4 separate regions of the Homo sapiens genome follow, and all the other regions are linked to region 2. The links are chromatin loops, found by intact Hi-C in ENCODE. Cell type or tissue: endothelial cell of umbilical vein. All regions are shown on one strand. Region 1 has its middle 170 kb from the start of PHLDA1-AS1. Region 2 overlaps LOC105369844 (a long non-coding RNA gene). Region 3 overlaps NAP1L1 (nucleosome assembly protein 1 like 1). Region 4 overlaps LOC105369844 (a long non-coding RNA gene).

Region 1 (2,500 bases), 300 kb before region 2:
TTAAGAGAAAATTTTAAAAATTGGACAATTTTTTTGTGGGAGGGGAATAGGCCTTGGGAGAGACACATAGTATTCTGGATCTGGAACTGATTTTCTTTCCTCCTTTTGATTCAAATTGGTTGTATTCCCAGCCACACCTACCACTTTGGGACCATCTCCTTTCCTGTCTGAACTGCATAGAAGTGGAAATCCTACTTGTATGCCAGACTCCCTTAACCCCAAAAGAACTTTTAAAGGTGTTCACTGATTTTTCTCTGCTTCTTGACTCAGATGTTAAATGATTGGCTTAGATTTTTACCTTTTTATCTTTCTGGGATTAAATCCTGGCCCCTCTTTTATATAATGTGTCATCTGGGGAAAATTATTTGACTTCTATGGATGTCAGTTTTCTTATTTATAAAATGGTGATAATAATAGACTTTACCTCTTGGGTTAGTATGGAGATTTAAAAGATATATTCTGTATTAGTCAGAGATCTCCAGAGAAAGAGAACCAATAGGATATATATAGATATAAGAGGGAATTTATTAAGGGAATTGGATCATGTGATTATAGAGGCTGAGAAATCCTGATATGCTGTCTGCAAGCTGGAGAACCAGAGAAGCTGGTAGTGTAATTCTGTCTGAGTCCAAAGGCCTGGGAACAGGGGAGCCAACGGTGCAACTCTCAGTCCAAGGCTGAAGGCCTGAGAACCTGGAGTTCCGACGTCTGAGGGCAGGACAAGATGGCTATCCCCAACCCAGAAGAGAATGAATTGACTCTCCCTCTGGCTTTTTATCCAGAGGATGTGGGTGATCATCATCTAGTCGGTGCAGAGCCTGGATGGAAGTCTGCTGATTACTAAGTCTACTGATTCAAATGCTTATCTCTTCCAGAAGCACCGTCACAGACACACCCGGGAATAATGTTTTGCTCGCTACCTGGGTATTCCCAACCCAGTCTAGTGGATACCTAAAATTAACTGTCATATATTCCATATTGTTAGTGCAATGTTTGGTGAACAGCAAAATGTTCAACAGATGTTAGCTCTAATTTTTATTTTGTTATCCTATGCCTCAAATTCTTTCAGGTTGTCTTTATAAGTATACGACTGATTCATGTTTATTGACTCACTAACAATAGAGTATTTACCTAACTGTGAATCATGTTTTATTTCCTATAGGTGGCTATTTTATATTTGAAAATGGAAACAGGAAAATCTTGCCTTTTATAGTCAGCCTGAGTAATCTGACTTCAATTGAGTGCATGCATTTATGGGGGGGTAAGGTGATGGAAGGAATATTTGGACTATAAAGCTCAATTCCCAAATCCTATTTCTCAGCCTTCAACGGTGCAGGAAATCAGTCACTGCATTTCTGATACTGATGACCTCTTTGGTCCTGACTCATCTGAGATGATGCCATACAGAAACCATGGCTCTGGCAAATAGACATGTAATTTGTTTCTTGGACTTAGTAGTGTACAAATTGGGATATTCTCAGCACTAATCTCCCTAACAAGGACAATTCCTGGTTGCAAATTATTTAGTCTACATACAATTTGGGAACTTGGGAATGTTTAGATATTCAGCTGTTTCACAAGCCAGACTATTCAAGTTCAGAGAATTTCTGCTGAATCCTCTGATTTGATTCAGATTATATACAAGCTTAGGCAACTCTTTTGTGGAAGGTATTGAACAACAAGGCAATGAATCATATGGCTTAGTGAACTCTGCCTTAGGTTATTCAGTCATTCATCAAACATTCATTATACAACTACTCTGTGTCAGCCCTTGGTCTCAGTACTGAGGACACACACAAATGAATGTGCTACCCTGTCTGTTCTCTGGGGCCTCAAGGGTGGATAGTAACTTTGTAGGAAATATTCTGTGGAAAAGCAGGGAACAATTATCCATCCGTCCATTCTTCAATTCAACAAATATTTATGAAACATTTATGTGAGCCAGGCATCAAGTTAGGTATAGGTGATTCAGCAATAGACAATACAGATGCTCCCTGTCCTCCTAGACTTATTATAACTCATGGTAGAGATAAACAATCAAATAATTAAACATAAATTTATAGTACCTTGGGATAAATGCAAGATAAGTGAACCATTTACAGTACATTGTGATATAGGGAATATAGTAATGAAGGCTAAATGCTCAATTTAGAAGTGATTTCTCTCTCTGCCTCACCTGAGGAAAGATCTGAAGCTTTGAGCGGAACAGTTCCATTTGAAAGTGGTCATATAAGAGGACTGTATCTTTAGAAGTTTCTTTGGTTATACAGGCTCGTACAAAAGCAATTACGAGCAGAGACTGGAACAATACTAGAAATATAGTTGATGACTTAAATGGAAGAAAACCTGTGTATTAGGCATTGGACTTTGAGTAATTGTAGACATAAAAACTCAAAGTTCTTTACAATGAGCATATTAGCACTGACAACAGGAAACAGCCAAAAAAGACCTTCATGGATGAAAACTATAAAATAAGATGCAGATTTGGACTCAGATAAGG
Region 2 (2,500 bases):
CCCTCAGGATCCTGTGCCTTGTTGCCTGTACATGATCAGTCCTTATTGTTTATCTCTGTGTCTGTAGCACTAACCTTGAGGAAAGGAGATGCGTTGTGTTCATTGTTACCCAAACCTGGCCCAGTGCCTGGTAGATCTCAAGCACACAGTAAACGTCTATGGAATGAATTAGTGAATGAGTAAATGGATTACCAATTATTCCAAGTAAGTGCTCATTTGAAGCTTTAAGGACCCTGATATCTGAGATTAAGCGATATTCTATTTCAGTAGCCTTCCCCCATCTGTTACTCCATCCTTCCCAATACATACATGTAAGAAGAGAAATTTATTTTGGGTTGATTTGATTGCCCAAGAACTGAAAACTGCGATCATGTCTAGGACCAAATCATGGATTCAAATTTACTAAGAGACATGTAAAGTTCAAAGAATGATCCTTTTCCCTGGAAACTGGAAGGGATTTTTGAAAGCACAAGGACTCCCTAGCTTGAAGCAGCAATTAAAGAATGGATCTTTGGTAACATCATCCTTTCTGATCTAGACAGCAATCAAATGTAATCTGCAAAGGTTTCAGAGGAAAGTTGAGCTCATGTTTAAGAAGATACTCAACCTCATCGTTCCATTTGTCATAGAGAATCGTAACTCATCTGTCCACCTATCTTTTCTGTTTCTGACATTTACTATAAAATGTTGTCACTGGGACTGTAACGTCTAATCAGCCAGGCTATTTGAATGATCTGATGAGCTAGTTTTAGGGTTCAATGTGTCATTAAAAAAAAAAAAAAACTTTTCTAGTGGAGTACAACTAGTGGAGCCGCCATAACTTCAAAGTCTCTTAGAATGGTTTTGGCTGAAGTCAAACATCCTCTTCATTTGATACAATTTTTGGTTATGCGTGACATATGCTCAACAGGAAAATTCTGCAGATGGAATCTTTCTACCGAGGGAAGTAGTTTGCTCTTATTAAAAAGTCTGAATGGGGACTAGAGATAGAATGAAGAGGAAAAGGAAGCCACAGAAAAAGCTCTGGCTGCAAGGCCATCCCTAGGCACCTGACAACATAGAGCAGTTGGCAGAGGATTGAAGTTAAGCAGCTGAGTCCCGTCCTCTGAGAGCTTGCAGTCCCCAACCGACTCAAATGCATGATTAAACATCACTTGGCCAACTATGCAAGTATTGAACCACAACCAAAGTAGGTTTTTAAAAATAGATTCAAATTAAAATGCAAGCCAATAAAGTAAGAGTAAATCACTCCTTCCCACTGCAGTATGGAATATAATCGAGGTATTTTCAACTGGTTAACAATGGATCCTTCCTGAAATATTCGACCCTTCACTGGCTTAGAAGGTATGCTTTTTTATTTATCAGATATGATTTGGGGGATGTTTAACACATGGGACTCATGGTTTAGAGTGTTTGCTAATTTTGTTACAGTGTTTCCAGTCAGGACAGCCTTAAAGGAAGCATTGCATATTTTATTAATTAATTAGTCATAATGAATTCTTTATTTCTGGTGTTGGCAAAGGCTAAAGCAGCCTGTTTGGCTATTGTTACACAGCCTGGTTTGCAGGCATTTCCTCCTGAGATTGCCAAGGGCAGCTGCCATGGGGTCACAGCAATTCCTTCAGCCAGTACTGCCCCTTTCCCAGAAACACACGTCTCTCCTTTCAACCCACAAATGAGGATGCAGCAGAGTGGGCCTGGGCACGGGCTTCACCCCAAACACAGCCAGAACACCTTTGTTTTTAATATGACTTTTTCAGATGAGTTTTTTTTTTTTTTAAGTGTTCTATAGCTGAAAAGGTTTTGGAAAACTACTCAATAAATAGAAGATAGGTAGATAGATGATTGATAGGTAATATAAACAGAATATTATATTCTACAAAAGCTGCTGCTTCCCCATAAGGCTTTGTGAATTTAAACTCCTCCTTCATCAACACCAAATATTAAATATATTACTTTGTACTTGAGGAAAAGTGGCGCAGTGGCTCACACCTGTAATCCCAGCGCTTTGGGAGGCGGAGGTGGGCAGATCACTTGAGGTCAGGAGTTTGACACCAGCCTGGCCAACATGTTGAAACACTGTCTCTACTAAAAACACAAATGAGCTGGGCGTGGTGGCAGATGCTTGTAATCACAGCTACTCGGGAGGCTGAGGCACGAGAATTGCTTGAACCTGGGAGGTGGAAGTTGCAGTGAGCAGAGATCACACCACTGCACCGCTCCAGCCTAGGCGACAGAGCAAGACTCCATTTCAAAAAAAAAGAAAAAAGAAAAAAATTACTTCCTACTAAAATGAAAAAGAATAATGGCTCCCAAATACCTAGTGTCTATCTGTTCCTCTAAATTAGGGGTTGTGTTTAAATTTACTAAATTTATATGTATATTTCAGATAAATTAGGCTGAAAATCTTTGTTCCTATCAATACTGTACAAGTGACTTTCACTAATTTATTTTGTGAAGGAAATTAAAACTTGTGACCATGACATGTAAATTCATTGAA
Region 3 (2,500 bases), 520 kb before region 2:
TGTCATGAGCAAAAGAGGCAAATTGGTTGCTTAGATGTAGAATGTTAAATTGTGATGAGAGCTATAAAGGAAGGAAAGGGTAAAGGGGTCAAAGAGTAATACAGCGTTTACACAAAGGAACCTGTTATAATTTGATGATTTTAAGTTCCATTTCAAACTAGTTTCATCTAAATAAGTTTTTGGGCAGAATAGGGGTTAGAAGGAGAGAGTTGTTACTTTACACCTATCCATATGTAAGTCGTTTAGCACAATGACTACAGAACATTAGAGTACATTAGTGGGCTTGCCATAGAAAATGGCTTCTATACCTTTGGTTACCAACTCTGCCTTTTACTTCCTGCATATTTGTATATATTTTTACTTATTCAGAAGTTTTGTACATTTTAATTTTTATTGGGAAACAGGGTTATATATATTTTTTCCTTGTGGAGACAGGCTCTTGCTGTGTTGCCCTGGCTGGTCTTAAATGCCTCACCTCAAGCGATTTTGCCTTGGCCTCCCAAAGTGCTGAGTGTATGGGTGTGAGCCACCACACCTGTCTAGAGTTATAATTTCAGTCTTGGAATTATTTTCTAAAGAGGGTACAGAAGAGCATAACAGGGATAAATAATGTAATAGGCAACACTGATTGATTATTCAGGCATTGTTTTAAATTCTGTGTGTATTATTAGCTCATTTAATTTACTTAGAGACAGGTAGCATCAACATTTTAACAAGGAAAAAAAATAGGTGTGGAGTGGTTAGATAACCCGTCCGTGGTTACGTACGTGAGCAGTGATAACTTATGATGAGATAATTTTTATCCTGGTTTTGAAAGAATGTTGACTTACACTGTTCTGCTATAAATCAGCATGAATATTAGTTCATTTTCTGTTGCTTAGAATACCTGAAACTGAGTAATTTATTTAAAAAAAAAGAATTTATTTCTTGCAGTTATAGAGGCTGAGAAATCCAAGATCGAGGGGACCCATGTGGTGAGAACCTTACTTGTGGAGACTCTGAAGGTTCCCAAGGCAGTACAGGGTATCACATGGGGAGGGGGCTGAGTGTGCTAACTGGGTAGCTTGGCTCTCCAGCTCCCCTGGTGGGAAACTGGGTAATTTATAAAGAAATACATTAATCCATGAATGGATTAATTCGTTTGTGAGGGTGGAGCCCTCATGATCCAATCACTTCTTAAAGACCCCCATCTCTCAGTGCTGCCACATAGGGGATTAAATTTCAACTTGAGTTTTAGAGGGGACAAATACTCAAACCATAGCAGCATGAAATTCAAAAGCACTCCACCTTGTATCCCACTGTGCTCTAGGGAAAAGCTGTATAGCAGTTATGGTCATGAAGTCTTCTTCCAGCATAGAATTTGTTTACATACACAGTCATGCATGGTTAATGATGGGGATGTGTTCTGGGGGAAATGCATCATTAAGCCATTTCATCCTTTTGTGAATGTCATAGAATGTATTTACACAAACCTAGATGGTACGGCCTAGTACATACCTGGGTTATATGGTATAGCCTGTTTGTTGTTCCTAGGCTACAAACCTGTATAGCATGTTGCTATGTTGAATACTGTAGGCAGTTTTAACTTTTTTAAAAATAAGTTGGAGTGTACTCTAACCACAAAAAGCATAGTATAGTAAATACATAAACCAATAAATCATTTATTGTCCTTATCAAGTATTATGTACTGTAAATAATTGTAAGTGCCATACTTTTATATGACTCTGCAGTAGGTTTGTTTATACCAGCATCACCACAAACATGAATAATGAATTGAGCTGTGACATTACTAGGCAATAGGAATGTTTCAGCTCCATTATAATCTTGTGGGATCACTGTTGTATATGCAGTCCTGTGTTGACTGAAACGTTATGTGACTGCAGTTGGGTAATGGTTTCTTAGCCTTATGTCAGCTCTATGTATCCAATTAGTTCAGTCAGTTGCCTCCCCTCTTCAGTGGAAGATTTTGTTTTTAGTTCAGTTTAGGAAGGAAGATTTCCTTTCAGGAGGCCAGGTGTGGTGGCTCACACCTGTAATCAATCACAGCACTTTGTGAGGCCAAGGCGGGAGCCCAGAATTTCCAGACCAGTCTAGGCGACATAGTGAGACACCCTGTCTTTACAAAAAAAATTAAAACAATATAGCTGAGTGTGGTGGAGAATGCATACCTGTAGTCCCAGCTACTCAGGAGGCTGAGGTGAGAGGATCACTTGAGCCTGTGAGGTCAAGGCTGCAGTGAGCTGTGATCACGCCACTGCACTATAGCCTGGGCAATAGAGCAAAGCCTTGTCTCCAAAAAAAAAAAAAAAATGCCTTCAAGCATGTTTTTAGGGTCAGTTATGTCTTTTGAGATCTTATACACACCATATATGTATGAACCTTTTATTATAAAGTGACCTTTTTATCTTAATGTTTTTCCTTGAAGTCTATTTTTTCCTGACATTAATACGTGATACCAACTCTGATTAGTGTTTTATTCTGAAACTGTCTTTTACATTAC
Region 4 (2,500 bases), 140 kb before region 2:
GAGAGAAAACAATATTGATCATAGACAACTGTTTTAGCCGGGCGTGGTGGCTCACCCCTGTAATCCCAGCATTTTGGGAAAGTGAGGTGGGTGGATCATCTACAGTCAAGAGTTCAAGACCAGCCTAGCCAACATGGTGAAACCCCATCTCTACTAAAAACACAAAAATTTGCCGGGCATGGTGGTGGGCACCTGTAATCCCAGCTACTCAGGAGGCTGAGGCAGGAGAATCATTTGAACCCAGGAGACGGAGGTTGCAGTGAGCCGAGATCGTGCCATTGCACTCCAGCCTGGGCAACAGAGTGAGACTCTGACTCAAAAAAACAAAACTGTTTTGAGTTTTGCTGTTCTTTTATTTATGTTGTCACACTCAGTGTAAGGTAGTTTATGAAAATCATTATATCTATAGACATTCTGTTTGTGAAAATAGAACTCACTTTATCTCTGACCTCTATTTTCCGTGATTTTTACATAACAAAGTACATAGTTCCTCAGGCCAACATATGGAAACCTAGAACAAATGGCTTCCAAGGCCCCTCCCAGTTGAATAATTCTGGTGAATTCCCTTTCCATGAACTTCCTGCCAGATGTTCCTCATGACTGATCTTATTTCCTTTATGCTTATGAAAGTGAGGCATAGCTTTTTTACAAAATTACTTAAGTGTATGTTATCAGAATGCAGCAGAGCAAAGCAAAGACCACGTAACTTGACACAGCCATGGCTAGAAGAGAAACCTTATCTGCGACAGATATTTTTAGTTGCCACTATTTTCTATCACACTAAGCCCCATTATTTTAGGCTATATGGAAATGGGTAAACTGAGGGGCTGTACCTCATAACAGCCTCATTTTTCACGTGAGAAACCTACTTTAGAGAAAGCTCTTAAGATGTGTCTTTATATACTTAGCCAGCAGATGACCACTTTTATTTTTTCCCTGCTAAGAAAATTCTTTTTTCAATTCCCTGGAAAATACTGTTGAGGCTGTCATGCTGTTGGGGGAAGAAAACATATTTCCTCATTTATATTGTGCCTGCTTATCTATATTTCTGCAAACATTTCAATCTTCCTCCCCACTGCATTTTTTACATCAGCCTTTCTAAATACAGTTCATGGTGTTCTGTTTTATGTCACTGTAACCCTGACTGCTATGTGGAAGCAGGTCCTGCAGTGCAGGAAGCCTGCTTATAATTGACAGATAAATCTGTTTTCTAGAAACTCTGCATTCCGCAGCAGCCCCAGCATATATGATTCTTAAATAATCGCTTTGCTTATTCCCCAAACAGAAGGCAGTCAAATCAACCAGTTTATTCTTCCAGAATTGCAAGAGGACTGCCATTCATTTTCCAACTTTTCCTTTTTTTTTTTAAGCTGCGGTTGTAAAAACTTGGTGTGCTTTGGGATGTGTCATCTCTTATTTCTTAAGGGTCAACTGTGTTAAGAGAGAGAAGGTCAACCTAAACAGTTCTTGGATTTCATTTCGGGAAATTCCAGGCCCCAGCTCAGCTCGTTCTGTGCATGTCCACCTACCGAGGCTCGGCCCTCTGTTGTTGCAGCTGTTGCTGAGTACAGAGCTCATTTATCCCCAATCAGCTGGAGCTTCCTGTAAGTGTTGGATGCTTTTCCCTATTGCTACTCAATTGGGATTTTTTTTACAAGATTTATCAAAACAGTTCCAGCTACATGGTGCTTTGGAATACATACCTCCAAAGTCCAATGACTTTTCAAAACACAGATACTATGCTAGTGGCAAACTATTAGAGATGTCAACTGCCTCACTTGGTTCAACCTCTACCATGTTGTAGGTGCCTCCATGCAGAATGGGGAAATGGAATGAGGAGTTTGAAGGAACACATGGAAAGTCTCTAAATTGTACCTCTCACCCCAACCACGCCATATTGGAATATACAAGACTGAAGAATTCAGAGTCACAGCCTTGACTCCAACTCCCTTGTTCTAAGATAAGAAGAATCTTAGTGATTTACCCAAGGTCATATGGCTGATTATGGCATTAGCCTCTTGTAATCCTTTTGATACATACGATCTTGAAAAAAAATCCAAAATCATAGACAAGGGGTTCATTTTTATAAAAAAATATTTATTCTTGTTATTATTTATCCTAGGGGTCTTGGAACATTGTGTTTGATGGCAATAGTTTTAATATGGCCGATTCTTTCTAACCTTGTCAGAAGTCTGTATTTTGATAAGATAGAAATATAGATTTATACCATATCTGTATAAACAGTCATCCGCATACATGTGTGTTCTGCTTCTATCAATAGCTCTTTTGTCTCAGGGATAGGAAATAAATGTGTCTGAATTTATATTAAAAAAACACCATCAAAGTAGTAAAATACACTAATCCACTGTGTATTACATAAGGCATTTAAATTCCGATAATTCATGTCTGATGCAAGCAGTAAGAATATGAAATAGTACACATTTATCTCTTTTCTTCATGAAAACTGGGGCAAAAATAATAATATTCTAAAATAAAGGAG

The links. Peaks named below come from ENCODE experiments on the same cell type or tissue, not always from the same donor. Only the 100,000 strongest peaks of a DNase experiment are listed, where the experiment ranks them.
Region 1: a loop joins it to region 2, with 2.3 times the contacts of the local background. A loop is called at or near these places in 2 of 110 quality-filtered maps.
Region 3: it touches region 2 in a loop (2.8-fold over the local background); 2 of 110 quality-filtered maps call a loop at or near these places.
Region 4: it touches region 2 in a loop (2.7-fold over the local background); 5 of 110 quality-filtered maps call a loop at or near these places.

The regions. Positions count from the first base shown.
Region 1 is chr12:75,862,007-75,864,506 of GRCh38, reverse strand. No RefSeq gene overlaps it. Among named protein-coding and RNA genes, the nearest start is that of PHLDA1-AS1, 170 kb to the left of the region's middle. RefSeq lists a silencer at 1,204-1,498. In endothelial cell of umbilical vein, no CTCF peak of the experiment used is centred here; a DNase peak (open chromatin) is centred at 1,336; H3K27ac peaks cover 2,148 bases.
Region 2 is chr12:75,563,644-75,566,143 of GRCh38, reverse strand. It overlaps LOC105369844 (a long non-coding RNA gene), which reads left to right. Exons shown (of 16, transcript XR_007063375.1): 11 at 68-1,344. Among named protein-coding and RNA genes, the nearest start is that of KRR1, 53 kb to the right of the region's middle. In endothelial cell of umbilical vein, no CTCF peak of the experiment used is centred here; a DNase peak (open chromatin) is centred at 1,553.
Region 3 is chr12:76,079,495-76,081,994 of GRCh38, reverse strand. The region is part of intron 1 of NAP1L1 (nucleosome assembly protein 1 like 1); the gene reads left to right. Among named protein-coding and RNA genes, the nearest start is that of NAP1L1, 3.9 kb to the left of the region's middle. In endothelial cell of umbilical vein, a CTCF peak has its summit at 1,070; no DNase peak of the experiment used is centred here; H3K27ac peaks cover 276 bases.
Region 4 is chr12:75,705,187-75,707,686 of GRCh38, reverse strand. The region is part of intron 1 of LOC105369844 (a long non-coding RNA gene); the gene reads left to right. Among named protein-coding and RNA genes, the nearest start is that of KRR1, 190 kb to the right of the region's middle. In endothelial cell of umbilical vein, no CTCF peak of the experiment used is centred here; DNase peaks (open chromatin) are centred at 666 and 1,516; H3K27ac peaks cover 2,084 bases.